3 separate regions of the Mus musculus genome follow, and all the other regions are linked to region 1. A link is a loop called in an ENCODE intact Hi-C map of the cell type or tissue named here. Cell type or tissue: heart. All regions are shown on one strand.

The links. Hi-C counts contacts between places; a loop is a spot of excess contacts. Peaks named below come from ENCODE experiments on the same cell type or tissue, not always from the same donor. Only the 100,000 strongest peaks of a DNase experiment are listed, where the experiment ranks them.
Region 2: a loop joins it to region 1, with 2.2 times the contacts of the local background. A loop is called at or near these places in 4 of 42 quality-filtered maps.
Region 3: it touches region 1 in a loop (4-fold over the local background); 15 of 42 quality-filtered maps call a loop at or near these places.

Annotation. Positions count from the first base shown.
Region 1 is chr8:83,088,332-83,090,831 of GRCm38, reverse strand. Rnf150 (ring finger protein 150) reads right to left here. Exons shown (of 7, transcript NM_177378.4): 7 at 1-2,500. Among named protein-coding and RNA genes, the nearest start is that of Tbc1d9, 76 kb to the left of the region's middle. In heart, a CTCF peak has its summit at 1,250 (motif pointing right); a DNase peak (open chromatin) is centred at 1,251.
Region 2 is chr8:82,967,114-82,969,613 of GRCm38, reverse strand. The region is part of intron 1 of Rnf150 (ring finger protein 150); the gene reads right to left. Among named protein-coding and RNA genes, the nearest start is that of Rnf150, 110 kb to the right of the region's middle. In heart, no CTCF peak of the experiment used is centred here; a DNase peak (open chromatin) is centred at 1,243; H3K27ac peaks cover 1,921 bases.
Region 3 is chr8:82,773,177-82,775,676 of GRCm38, reverse strand. Zfp330 (zinc finger protein 330) reads left to right here and starts at 1,532. Exons shown (of 10, transcript NM_145600.2): 1 at 1,532-1,620. In heart, no CTCF peak of the experiment used is centred here; a DNase peak (open chromatin) is centred at 1,476; H3K4me3 peaks cover 1,709 bases; H3K27ac peaks cover 1,697 bases.

The DNA.
Region 1 (2,500 bases):
CTATACAGAAGCAAACCAACAAACGGCAAACAGAACATAGCTATGCTGCCCTGCTGAGGCTTGTAAATACTCAGGGGACTCCGAGGGGAAGTGATGTCTTCACAGCGTGGCTGTAGAACGCACTACCACCATATTTCAGCACAAGAAAAGTGAACCAAACTTCAAGTCCAAAATTCCCTCAGACAAAAACCAGCCAGAGCCAGTTCTTGTGATTGGTGGGTCAGCAGGCAGTGAGGTCAGGGTTGCCTTCACTGTCCTATCTCAGATTACAGGTGAGATGGGCCTATCTTTCACTCCACCCTCAGACCAGCCAAAATGACATCATAGGCAAGCTCAAGGGAATACTGACTGTGGCATCACCCTTTGACAACAGAAGCTAATAATTCCCACTAGGGTGGAGAAAGAAAGGCCTGGGTTTTCTCTTTGCTCATGGGGTTGGTGATGCTGGAGGCCGACTTATAACATCATGTCTGATTATTCCAGACTTACAGATCCATTATCTTTGTAGTTTTTTTTTTAATCACAGATAATGTGTCACACAAAGAGAGTTTTAAAAAAATGCTGCTCTACTTCCTGCTTTTAAACAGACACTTGCTGGTTATGGTCTGCAGGTTACAGAAGTGCATGCCACGGAAGGCGACACATGCATTCCGGATATTCTGCAAATGAGAAAATTCTTCCTTCCACCTAAGGAGAGTTTTAAAGAACCCCCACCCTGGAATGGATGGAATGTAACTTCACAAATACAAAATTTATCTCAAGTTTTCTAAACATAACGGACATCCCACTATAAAAATAACACTCCCTCCCCACCCTCTTCCACCTCTAAATTTCTTCCTAATTATAAAATGGTACAATCATTTCCTATTAGTAAGCTGAAGGCAGGAACTAAACTGATTCTGCACACATACAAAACGCTTTATTTCACACCATTTACATTCACACGGAAGAAGAAGTCCTCTTATTGATCTTCCTTCTCGATTTCGTGGGAGGAAGCGGAGCTGAGCCAAAGCCACACAGAGCAATGCTGACAACACACATCCCAGACAGCAACAGAACACAGCAACGTTTTAAAACAGGCCTGCTTTGAGGTCTCCTACAGCTCTCTAGAGTTCAAGACATTCTCTCTTCATTTGATAACTGCTGGCCAAATTCTCCACTATTGAAGGAATGGTACCGATGAAAATGCAAGACACATTTGTTGACTTGGAAACCCACTGCAAATTAATTTGCTGAAAGTATCAGACCAGCAGAGGGCGCTCTGACCCTTGCAATAAAATTCTACAGACAGGTTCGGAAGACAGCAACACAAATTTGGATTGCTAAGCCCATGCACTGGCCTTCAACTGCTCTGTCCCTAATAGGCGACAATTTGGTATTTACTTCAAAGAGCAGGATACACTACAATGGGCTAGCTCTTACATGAAGAAATCTTTGGCTATTTAAAATCTTCACATTCTCAAAGAAAACTATTCTGAGTTCAATATGAGTGCTAGATTTGTCTGAAGTTTTGAAGTAAAGAGGGTTAAACACGAAAGTTTAAAGATGGCATGTGTGTCACTAAGGCCACAGTCCATTGTTTTAGATTTGTGGATTTATCGAGGCCAACCAGCAGCCTGAAAAAATTGAAATGCCCAAGGGATCCACCTTGACTTTTGTTTGTGAGAACATCAGGAGACAATTCAGCTAGTTCACAGAAGAACATGTGTCCATTTGGATGTTGATCAGTCTTTGGTTTATTTAGCACACACGGTCCTCACATTTTCTCCAAGGTCACTGCTGGCCAAAGAACCGCACACCAGAGAATTTCTACCCAGCAATGACTTTGGGTCACTCAACTGTCTCTCCTTTCTCTGTAGATTTTCCTGTCTGCCTCTTTAGAGGTCTTACAAGAAGCACACTCCCACATCCTCCTCCTTCCCCCCTCCTCCTCTTCCTCTTCTTCCTCCTCCTCCTCTTCCTCTTCTTCCTCTTCCCCCTCATCAATGAACACATATCAAGTGGCTAAAGAGCAAACAGCTCTGCAGTGAGGGTGAGCATCTGTAATGCCACCAGTTTAGAGGATCTGGGCACTGAGGTTCAAGAAAAAGCCATTTGATTATGAAGGACATAGGACAGGGAGAGAGTGAGTGAGTGAGACAGGCTCTTACAGAACAAGGAACTGATTAAATTAATTAAAGTCCACATCTGGGATCTACATTCACTTCATTAGTTATGGGATGATAACACCATGCCACCACGAAGCTCACAGTGGAATAAAATAGTTCCCTATCTACAAGATTTTAACTAGCACTGTCTGACCCTCCTGAGAAAGGCCTGCTGTTGGGAGCCAAGTATCCCAATCTTCTTCACAATCAAGACGTTTTAACTCATGACTATTGACTCCCTTCAACACCTGCTCTCCCTGGGACTCATTGGTAAGTTCCGAGCCCAGGGGAGGGGCAGTTTTCCACATAGACTTTCTCCTTAGCTCACCCTGCTTTGATCTGGGATCTTGCCT
Region 2 (2,500 bases), 120 kb after region 1:
GCAGGTGATCCCTTTGTGAGGCTCAGCAGAGTGGCAAAAAGGAGCACTTACTATTCAAAGTTGCTCCCTGTTTTTGCAGGGACCTAACAAAATGGAATCATTTCTCCATCAGTCTGAATCTCCTTACCAATACTTAATTTCTCCCAGTTAAGAGGAACTGTAGTATTATGTACCACAGTGGAAAGAAAACTTGATGATCAGGAATGCTTAAAACACCCTAGCTCTTCTACTTCACAGCTGCACCTGGACTTCCACAGAGACAACCACTGTGTCTGCTAGTTCAGAAGGTCGATGAGGGAAGAATTCATGGATGTTAAAGTTACCCCAGAAATACCTGAGGGGCAAAACCATATTAAGAAGTGGCTGGGGAGTCCCAGAGTCAGGCTACTTGACGCCAGGTAGCAAATGCTCATTGTGGGCACAAACCAGGAGCAAAAGGGCATCAATAAAGACATCAGTGGGGAAATACCTTGGAGAGGGAGTTTGAACTGGGGTAACGGGGCAGTGAGAATGTTCCAGAATGTGAGACACAGAGGCAGTGAAGCTACACATACTTCCTCACTTGCAGGAAACCATCTCATCGCAATGGGCATCCACTCAGAATCCTCCTTTCCAGACACACTGGGAAACACCGAATCTTCTATCCTGGACAGGTGCACAAGACTTTCTACAGAGCAACCTGACTCTTAGCAACTGACAACCACAGAGGTGCACACACACACACACACACACACACACACACACACACACACACACACACCAGAAAATTAAAGTATCTGACTTCTATGTAGGAAGTACTCACACATAAAGCTCTCTGTGAAGTCTCCCTGTTGAGGTGGACTCAGGAAGTTATCAGTGCAAAACAAAACTGCCTAGCTCAAGGTCCTTATGAGCTTTATGGGTCATTGGGTTCTGTTATAGAAAACAAGCCACCCATCTCTGGTATTGTGTAGTCAGGCAGCCTGAGAAGACATGACTAGGGAGAAGAGTAGTCCTCTCGCCAGAGGTCAGCTGAGCTTGCGGGGAGGGCTAACTGCCCTGACCTACAGAGGGGCACTGTTAAATTAGACTGACAGTATGAAGAAGGGGAGGTCAGGGTCCCACCTGCTGATCTGGCAGCTCTCAAATACAATGCTCTGCTATCAGCCTCTTTGACCATACTTTTCTCAGGCATATCTCTCTGCTTCTTCCAGCTCATGGGATGTGGGATCCATGACACACAGATAAAGCATGCACTGCCAAGACAGCTTCCAAAAATAGTGCAGCTTCATACTTGTGAACTATAAACAGCAGCTTGTAAGCAGGAGTTCCCACTCCATGAGAGAGCTACTTCAGTTTGCAAACCAGTAGTTGCCACTGCCAGAGTCCACTTACTGTCCTCAAGGTAGGCAAGGCATGTGTCCCACTGAAAGTATTCAGAAATTTCAGCCCTTCAAGGAAAAGCAGTGAGAACATGCTCTGTCTCACTAACAGACAACGGCATAGCTATCCTTGCAGTTGGCCCAGGGAGAGAGGTGGAGCTAGGCGAACATTCACCCCCCACCCCAAAGAAGTATGTGACTGCTCTGATGAGCAGATCCAAGACCCCAGACGGCACAGATCCACCCAGACTTGCTGTGGTCTCTGGCACTAAACACTGTCATAATGAAGCTGGAGGGTGTGGAGGCGGGAAGCCCGTCTGAATAAACCACTTTGCCTGTGTTCTGTGCACCACGTGCTTTTATGAATCTTGTCTAGGATATTTTATTTCTATCACTTCATATCTGAGAAAAACACATCCTTTATGAGAACGTTAAGGGAATGGACAGATGTGAACACACAGTCCAATTTACTAATGAGAAAGATTATCCTTTATGGCCGCCTTCACTCAGCCTGCACATGCGGCTACTGGAGGGCGTGTCCTTCCTTGGCTTCCAAATTCAGAAGATCGTATGGAAAACTGCATTGCTGGATCTAGACAGCCTGTGTTCAGGTCTTACTGCTCCCTCTTAACCCCCCCCTTGCTTTCCTGTTAGCTTGATCATCTGCTTCCTTTCTCTCCTGCTTTGCTGAGGTGAGCTTGGTGGATTTTTTCCTAGGCCTCTTCTTGGGAAACCTCTTCACTCCTGAACATTTGCCACCCTGACAGTCTTTTCTTGTCTTATGTGCATAGGATTCCTTCACCAGCTACAGTGTTTTTAAATTTGCATTTACTCATTTGTGTGTATGTGTGTGACCATACGTGCTCATGTGCATGCCATGGCAAACATTTGATTTGGAAGTCAGAGGACAACTTGTGGGAGACTGCTCTCCACCACATAGGTCCAAAGTATTGAACTCAGGCCGTCAGGCTTAGCAGCAGTAAGTGCCTTTACTTGTTGAGCCATGATAGTTTTGATTATAATTTTTAATCTTGAAAAATTTGTAGAACTCTGAATGGAAGTGTTTTCCTCTTTGAATCATTATTGTATTCTCAACGAACAAAAAGACATGGTTTACCAATAAAATATATTATGTTTGA
Region 3 (2,500 bases), 320 kb after region 1:
TGTTTTGATTATGATTAAATATTGTGGTAAATGGGAATAAGAGATTAGGGAACTATAGGAGGACAGAAGGGGAATCCTGAGAGGCTTGAGTTTAGTGACATAGACTCCTGTTTATGTATCAGCACCCCATCCCCCAAAACCCCACCCAGAAAATCAATAGGAGGGAAAAGGTACATCATTTAATGATCAGTAGTACAAAAACTATGATAAAAACTGTGACTAATGAGATGGGACTGTTTTATTAAGTAGAACTTGCAGAAAAAAAGACTGAAAAGGATGACTAAACAAGAGAATACAGAACAGAGCACAGGGTAGGAGCCTAGTAAGCCAAGACATTCATATTTCATTGACAAAACTGAGCTCTCTTCAGAGAAAGGCTTGAGGTGTGGTTATGAAAGCGAATTCCTGGAGTGCAGCAAAGATGATAACAGAAGGGGTTGGAAAAAAAGAGAGAGACCAAAACGAGTTGTCTTCCATTGGGATGTGAATGTGGTAAAGACAGAAGATGGCCTTGTTGGACATCAGTGGGAGGAGAGGCCCTTGGCCCTGAGGGTGTTTGATGTGTAGGAGAATGCAAGGGCTGGAAGCCAGGAGTGGGTGGGTGGATAGGGGAGCACCCTCAAAGAGGCAGAGGGAGGGGGATGGGATAGGGAGTTTTTGGAGGGGAGACCTGGAAAGGGAAAAACATTTGAAATGTAAATAAAAAAATATAAAAAAAAGTGGGTGGATATAACACAGCTCCACTCAAATATAGAAGGTGATAGGCAGTAAGTGATACTCACATGCAGTACTGGGAGTAATGTCAAGAACTTCCTCCCCAAAGGTAAGGTGGGAGTGAGAGTGGAACATTTACCTTCAGTGTTATTTAAAGCAAACAGTCTTGTAGGGAAGCATAGTTAGATCTCAGCCTCGGAGCAGAAGCAGAGAACGTGGGAGGATTTGCTCACAATGGAACAGAATGCACACAGCAGAGGCCAAGCAAGACACCTCCGAACTCAGTGTTGTGAGACATTAAAAAAAGCGGGGGTGGGTGGGTGGGGGGGAGGAGTGGAGGGCTCTGCAGTTTCCTGTGAGCACGCCTATAATCCTAGTGCTGAGAGACAGAGGTAATGGAGTCGTGGCTTCAAGGCCAGGGTTCCATTCATTATGTCTCAGAAAATAACAACAACAAAAATTAAAAATGTGCCATGTGAGGCTTGTCAGGCTCCCAGAAAGGAAAAGGATTTCAGAAGAGTCAGGCAAAAAATTGCTAGCAAAGTTCTTGTTCTCCTCTCAAAATTTTTTGTGGGCTCGTCTTTCTTTTCCTTTTGGACTTTTTAGCTCTCTGAGTTAAATAATAAAATCAGAATGACATAGCAGAGGCCTTGAGATGCGGCAGCTCTCTGCCCTCTACTTTCTTTGCAACGCTGGAGCCTCTTTCCATTGTAGCAAGTCCACTTCCGGGAAGGCGGGTCCTCCCCGAGGAGGGGGCGGAACATGCGGGATTCTTCCTGTTGACGTGTTCAACCTGGGCGCTCTGACATAGCAGGATATCCGGTCTCGCTCCCACCGTTGGAAACGGGCTGCTTCTGCCGTTCTAGCCCGCGGCTCGCCCTCTCCTCCGCGTCCTCGGCCACTGCGGTGAGTGGCGCGTCCCCGTGAGGCCGCGCGACGTGGGTGGGTCTGGAGAACGTGAGGGGCCCTCGGGCTGCTGGCGGGTCGCGAGCCGCGTGGCTCTTCCCGCGCCCCCGCCTCCTGGCCTCCCAGAGCCTGGAACCCAATGTCGCTCTGCTGTCACCAGGATCTAAGCTTGAACTCAAAGAAATCTCTCCTCGTTGGCACAAACAGATTCGAGGAAAAAAATAGGTCTGAGATGTCTTAGTGGGTACAGAATTCATCCACGGTCACCCGTGGCCACTCAGCCACATGCTCCAGACTTCCCTTTTAAACACTGAAGGAAGGCCCCGTGGCGTGGCCAGCATGATTAACCACTGATTAGCTCTGAAGACTGTCCTGTCCGAAAGGATTGGGGCACCAGAGTGAGAACACAGAAGCCTGGTTGTCTCTGTTGTAGTTTTTCTGTGTGCTGAAAACCAGCACTGTAAGGTTTGATGTCTGTGTGGGAAACAAACTCCAAAGCATCTGACTTGTCGAAACTGTTGCATCTAGGCACGAGGGACAGGCAGCGAAAGCCACTGTAGTACCTTAGTCTCTTAAGAGAAAATGGGTTTGTTTGCGGTCAGGCCTTGGGTTGCTGGTTATTTGTTTAGATACCATGTAGGTGACAGTGTACTGTATAATACTGTATGTCAACAGCATTAGGGCTGAGACTGTATAGCTCAAAATGGTTATTTCAACTTGGCACAAAACAAATATTTTTAGTCATTTCTTACTAATGGTGCATACATAGGTTTTTTTGAGTGAAGAGAATAATTAGGGTGAGAAAACAATTACTCTAGCTGTTTGGTTGAGGTCCTTGATGCTTATGCTGTGTGAGAGTTTGGAAGCCCAGAGGAGGGCC